Regions from separate parts of the Homo sapiens genome. Here region 1 is linked to region 2. A link is a loop called in an ENCODE intact Hi-C map of the cell type or tissue named here. Cell type or tissue: heart right ventricle. All regions are shown on one strand. Each heading gives the region's core, and the rest is flanking DNA. Links, peaks and the distances in the headings are about the cores only. Region 1 holds the start of LOC124902520 (a long non-coding RNA gene). Region 2 overlaps CTBP2 (C-terminal binding protein 2).

Region 1 (2,900 bases), core at 240-2,739, 150 kb after region 2:
TGCCCAACACAGTTGATGACAGAGGCTTCCGAAGAAAAGCAGAGGCAGCAGGCGGGAACCCAGAGTTGGGGGCTTCAAAGCTGCTTATCGGCCCCATGCACTTGCGGCTGGGGGTGCATGTTGAGGGGGGCCTCTGCCCAGCACCCCGTGTGAGCTCGTGAGTGCTGAGTGCAGAGGCACAAGAAGCAGACCGCTGGCATCGAGCGTCCTCGGGAGAGGGCCAGGTGGGCACTGTGCTTGCTCTGTGTTTGGAACACGCCACCCCTGCATTTTGGGGGTGGGGGCTGTACTCTGCCTTACGAGTGCTGAGGTGCCCCAAATTCATGAGGCACCATGAATTCCAAGGCAGCAGCCTGGCCTTGGAACAGCTCTTCCTGTGCTCCAGGAATAGCCCAGGCGCTATTTCCCCACCTCTCTCCCATCGGCTAAGGCCCCAGTGGGCCCCGGTGCTTCCGGGACGGGCTGGGTGTCAGATGGGCTCTGTGTGTGAGCGGAGTGTTACATACATCTGAGAATCCTGCTCTCGGGCACCACCGGCCACGTTTTCAGGGAGGCCACCCCCATGGGCTCCAGCTGTCTCTCCACAGCCTTAGCCTGGGGCATGGAGTGTATGGGTCAGAATCTTAGTTGAATCCTTCACGGCCAGTCGGGGCAGCACCCAGGTACCGGAAGCACTGGGTGGGTCTTGGTGTCAGGAGCAGGGCTGGGGAGCCGGGCGAGCAGGGAGCTGCCCGTACACTCACAGGGGTCAGGACGCAGTGGGGTGGGGCTGCCCCACGGGCAAATCCCAAAGCAAAAGGCCAGGGAAGGAGAGAGAGTCACTCAGATTCCACACCCCTTAGGGTCCTGGAAGCAGCAGCTTCACACATCCACCCCTCACCCTCCCCACACCCCTCACTTGCTACCAGCCACGGCGTCCTTCCGAGCCCCTCTGTTGGAACAAAGACACTCCAGAAGATGTGAGTCTTCAAAGGCGTGTTTAATATAAACTAAAATTTTCCATCTTTCCCTGGCACAAACAAGGATATTTTTGTTTGAAAACAAATGTCCTTTGTGCTCTGGGTAGAGCTGAAATCCCAAGTTTCAACAGCAGAGGAGAATACAGCTTCATGTGCCAGGGGCTCTCAAATCCTTGTCCCCCGCACCTCTTGCTTCTCCAGCACGTCGGCCCCTCACCACACAGCTCCCAGGCCCATACGGGTGCTGACCCTGCCCTTCCTCGGCTGGACCAGACGCTGCTTTCCAGGGAGAGAGGGGAGGTCCTTGCCTGTGGAACTTCCTATTTCTCCATTTCTAGAAGTGCCCCGCACAGGCAGTGGGGCCAGAAAGGCACCAAGGCCTCAATGACAGGGGGCCTGGGAGGGCCGAGATGGGAGGTTGTGTTCCCTGAGTTCTGAGACCCACAGAAGACGACCAGGACCAGGGACTGCGGTTTTGGAAAATGTAGAAGGGCTGTGAGTGGTGGATTTTCATTGATCCTGGTCCCATCTGATAAGGGCGCTTGGAAGACATCTGCGGGGCCCTTTTAAAGGGCACTTTTCGAATGTAGACTCTGGAGGCGGAAAATGAGCCTCTGTCCAGACGTCCTTTGTCTCCGAATGCATATTCCCCACATCATGCGGTCAACGGGCCTTTTGTGCTGAGGGCTGGGAGCGGCAGGTGGCTGCAGGCAGGCCCTCTCCTGATGAAAGAGGGTCCCTCGCAGGCCCAGAAAACAAGGCCCTCCATGTTGCACGAGGCAGCACACTAGGCCTCTGGTGACACCTTCTGGGATCGCAAGGCTCTGAGCTGTCAGCCCTGGAATGACAGGCGAGAGTCAGCGCTTCACGGCAAGAGCAGGGCAAGGCTTGAGGAAGCTGCTCACCTGCACTTCTCCCCACGAGCCGGGAAGACCTCGAGAGGGCCCTACACCCCTCCCCACCCCCGCCGCCTCTAGCAAGCTGGTTTATGTGGTTTCCTTGCCAGCGGCAGTCATGAAGGGATTAAAGCACGATGGCACTGACCGTGAGAGAAAAGCAGCTTGCCTCTTTGGGGCCGTTTTCCAGGCTCCGTGGATGCTGGGAGGCCCAGCCTGCGAGTATCAGAGCCACCCATCGTGTGGCACTTGAAGGATCAGCTTGACTCATCCAGAAGGGAGGCTGCATCCACAGAGCGATAGAGGACAGCTAAGAAGATGCTCCCTCCGAGAGAGCGGTGAGGGTTATGGAGGTTCCTGGCAGTGGCGCCGCCGCGGTCTGGGTGGGAAGGTTCTGCCATCCCAGGCAGTGGCTGCAGCTCTTCCTCCTGCACCATCTCCCCGTCCTGGGACTCTGCACTCCGGTGAGCAGTGGAACCACGGAGCTGAATGTCCAAGTTCGGTGAGAAGACTGACCAGATGTCCTGCCTCAACCTGCCTTTTTGTGCCACCCACCCACCCGGGTGCCTTTACACACGTGGCCTTGTGGGGTCTCCCAGCCAGCATCAGCTCATCTCCTAGGAGGAGGTGCTGCTGTTGACGCCAGGCAGCACTGCCGAGCCAGCCCCGGCAGCAGCACGGAGCCAGCGTCCTTGAGGGTGATTCTGCTGCGGGGCCTCCCTGCTGGGCTTTAGCCTGCCCGAGGAATGAAAATTGTCCCAGCCGCCAAAGATTTTCTTGAACCTCTGGCATCAGCCTCAGTCTGTCTGACTTAATAATAACATGGCATGTGATCAAGCCCCAGCTTCTCTGCTGAGCTATTTCAAATGAATGAGGCCAGTTTCCTGCAAGATTCCTGGCATCCAGCTCGTGGGAAAGTTGGTCGGCCTCAGTCACCGTCAACCACACTGGTCCCTTGGCAGGGGTCGGTGGCCCAGAGGAGCCCTCAGTGGCCACGTTGGGTGGGTGGGTGACCTGCTCACAGTGGCTTCACCTTCTCTGAGCT
Region 2 (2,900 bases), core at 167-2,666:
CCCCATTCACAAAGCCCTTCTCCTTCCACGTGGGAGCCGAGGTCCCAAAGTGGAACCAACTCTGTAGCTTAAGGGAGGTGCATTCCTGGCCCCTCACTTTCTAACCCTCACCTTAAGTGGAATATGTAGATAATATGTAGATCATTAACCATTGTTGGTGTCTGAAGCCTGTTCAGTTTTTTTAGCAACGACACTCGGTGAGAACCAGTTGTAGTTTGCATGTGTATATGCCTAGTCCCTCCCTCAGTGAATGTTTTAGAAAGTGATCTGCTTTAGCTGTTTACCTAACTAAATTTAACAGATGGTTGCCTAGAGTTGGCTTAATATTCACAAAAATTGTGATGAAATGGTTGGGATCTTATGAATGGGACAAGTGATGATTTTGTTTCTATAGAGAATTGTGACTTTTGTCCTAGGTAATAATAGAGACTTCGTTTTTCCCAAAGATCGGTTGGTGTTTAAAGGATGGGAACCCTGAATAGCTGCTGTTGTCTGCCCCTGATCCTGGTGGTGGCCAGCCTTGCCTTTGGTTTTGTTGCCTTCTGTGAGTCCAGAAAAGCCCTGGAGGCAGGGGTGAGGGGGGAGAGGGAGGGCTGGGCTTTTCATCCGTGGGGTTCTAAAAATCCTTCTCATTTATAAAATACAAAAATACTTACCTTCCATTGTATTGCTGATTTGTGCTTCCTCCAAAGCTCTCCTCTGATCAGCAGAAATGTGCTTCTTGCATTAAAACAAATCCTTAATTATGACTAAAAGAAACTGTCAGCTGCCTTAAAGATTGTCTGGAAATAGTGGCAATATTTCTGTGTCTCATTCCAGCCCACGTTGTGGCAGAAGCCTGGAAGGGCCACGTTAAAGGATGTGTCACAGAGACAGTGTGTGTAGGTCTTCCTGCAGCACAAGCAAGCTCAGGGCTTGTAAAGTCCAGCTTATCGTGGCTGTGCTCCAGCCATGCCTGAAATCTGGCCTCCAGCAATCTGTCCCGTCCCAGGACAAACAAAAACTTTATTATGGAGTCATGGAACCTGAGGAAGTTTCTCTGGAAGGAACCGAAGACCTAGACCGTGGAGGGAGATCAACTCCTCTGGCCTAATGGGGCTTTTCTTTTTCCAAGATGGAATTTAAAAATCTCATCTATAAAATGAGGCTAGCAAAGAATCATTTTATGGTGTAAGTGGCCAGAATCTAACCTGGAAGTGATAGTATTGTACCTGCCGCAGGTGTGTGTGTGGCAGCGGGAGGGTGGAGAGGGGAAATGAGAGGAGAAGAGTTTGGAGGGGAAAACAGAGCATTCGAGGTTTCTCTGCTGGAGGGGGTGAAAGGCCAGGAGTTTGTGCACCTTTCCTTTTAAATGAGCTCTAGCTGTGAGTTTATTATTTTGCTGATGGATGGTCTTTCGTGCAGTCTAGAAGTGCAAACACAGTCGGCTTATCCGCTGCTTGTTCAGGTCCAGGGAGACCAAGGGAACGGGTGGGGGCAGTGCTTGCAAATCCATCTGGATCCTGGACACCCCACTTGGTGTTGCTGCAGCCAGCTCCCAGGCCTGCCCACCTGGAGTACAGCCAGCGCCAGCAGCGGGCAGGGCCCGAGAGAGCTCTTAAAGCCATGTCCCAGGAACGGTTGAGGGAACTGAGAATGTTCAGCCTGGAGTGGAGACACCCCTGGGAAGCCCAACATTGTCCTCTGTGCGGTCATGTGGCCTTACTCTGCTCGGAACAGGGAGGCCTTGCTGTTGGAGCTGCCGGGCCAGATGGGCTGCGTGGGCTCCTGGCACAGGCAGAACTTGGCTGACCATTGGCTCCCAGTGCCAGCCAAGGCTCTGCAAACACCCGAGACCCTGATGGAGACTCAGGCTTTGGGAGCACCTCCTAATGAGCTGGGGAGGATACTGTGTTTTCTTCCCAGTGGGGGGTGACCAATAATCTTAAAGTTTTTTCCCTTTCTCCAGACGTTCAGCTGTGGTCCGCACTCTGGATTGCTCTATCTGCCCTGCGGACTGGATAGAGGCTCAGCGTAGATGCCCAGCTGACCTGACATTTCCTACCCATATTTCCTAGTGTTTCAGGAGCAGGCAGAGACAGACCTGATTCCTTTATCTCGGGGCTTTCAGATTACGGAATAGAAGTCACACTAGGAGGGCAATCAATAAAGAGTATATTTTGCTGTACAGATACCAATATGCACATATAAGTGCCTACAAGTAAAATCTGGGAATGTTTTTGATCTTAAAAACATTTCACAGTCATTAATCTTCACGACGCTCCTGCGGGCTGGGTAAATAGAGCAATTCCTATTTTATGCCAGGAAGAAATATTGAATTGCCTCCCCCAAGTCATAAAGAGGCTGTTTTTCCTCCTTGTTCCTGTGACTCGCGGTGTGGGGGGCCTGGGGCGCCTGGAACCCCTGCGATCCGCTCAGACTGACTCCAGGACGACTTCCGGTGTCCTGCGCGACCTTCTGTTGCGGGGAGCGCCAGTCCGCCACACCTGGCCGCGCTCTACCTGGAGGGGGCGGGGTCTCCTGCATTTCCCGGACCGCGGGGGTGCCCCACCCTGCTGCAAGGACGGGCCTCCTGGCGTCCGGGCTTCTGGGGTCCCGGGGTCCCGGGGTTCCTGGCTCCCGAGCCCCAGGTGAAGCCCCCTCCATCCCTGGGGTTCGCCCCTCTCCTCCCGGCGGGTGGACCTGGAGGCCCCGCCCCCGCGGGCCAGAACACCTGGCGGCGCGGCCCCGCCCCAGCTGTGCCCTCTTCCCCCCGCAGGGCACTTGGCGGCCCCACCCTGGCCCCTCCGCGGGCCGCGGTATCTGACACCCCCGGGCCCCCCCACCTCGCGCCTCGCCTTTACACTTGTAAATGGAGCCGCTTCCCGCCGCGGGGAAGTCGTTGAGAGGTGTGAGAATGG

The links. A loop is a pair of places that touch in the nucleus more often than their neighbours do. Peaks named below come from ENCODE experiments on the same cell type or tissue, not always from the same donor. Only the 100,000 strongest peaks of a DNase experiment are listed, where the experiment ranks them.
Region 1: a loop joins it to region 2, with 2.6 times the contacts of the local background. A loop is called at or near these places in 28 of 110 quality-filtered maps.

What each region holds. Positions count from the first base shown.
Region 1 is chr10:124,999,555-125,002,454 of GRCh38, reverse strand. The region is part of intron 5 of CTBP2 (C-terminal binding protein 2); the gene reads left to right. LOC124902520 (a long non-coding RNA gene) reads right to left here and starts at 2,603. Exons shown (of 2, transcript XR_007062329.1): 1 at 2,004-2,603; 2 at 961-1,797. RefSeq lists an enhancer at 1,614-2,114. In heart right ventricle, for the core only: a CTCF peak has its summit at 1,764 (motif pointing left); DNase peaks (open chromatin) are centred at 704, 1,884, 2,064 and 2,704; H3K27ac peaks cover 2,500 bases.
Region 2 is chr10:125,151,936-125,154,835 of GRCh38, reverse strand. The region is part of intron 1 of CTBP2 (C-terminal binding protein 2); the gene reads left to right. Among named protein-coding and RNA genes, the nearest start is that of CTBP2, 7.2 kb to the left of the region's middle. RefSeq lists an enhancer at 2,396-2,900. In heart right ventricle, for the core only: a CTCF peak has its summit at 1,503; a DNase peak (open chromatin) is centred at 1,605; H3K4me3 peaks cover 86 bases; H3K27ac peaks cover 2,310 bases.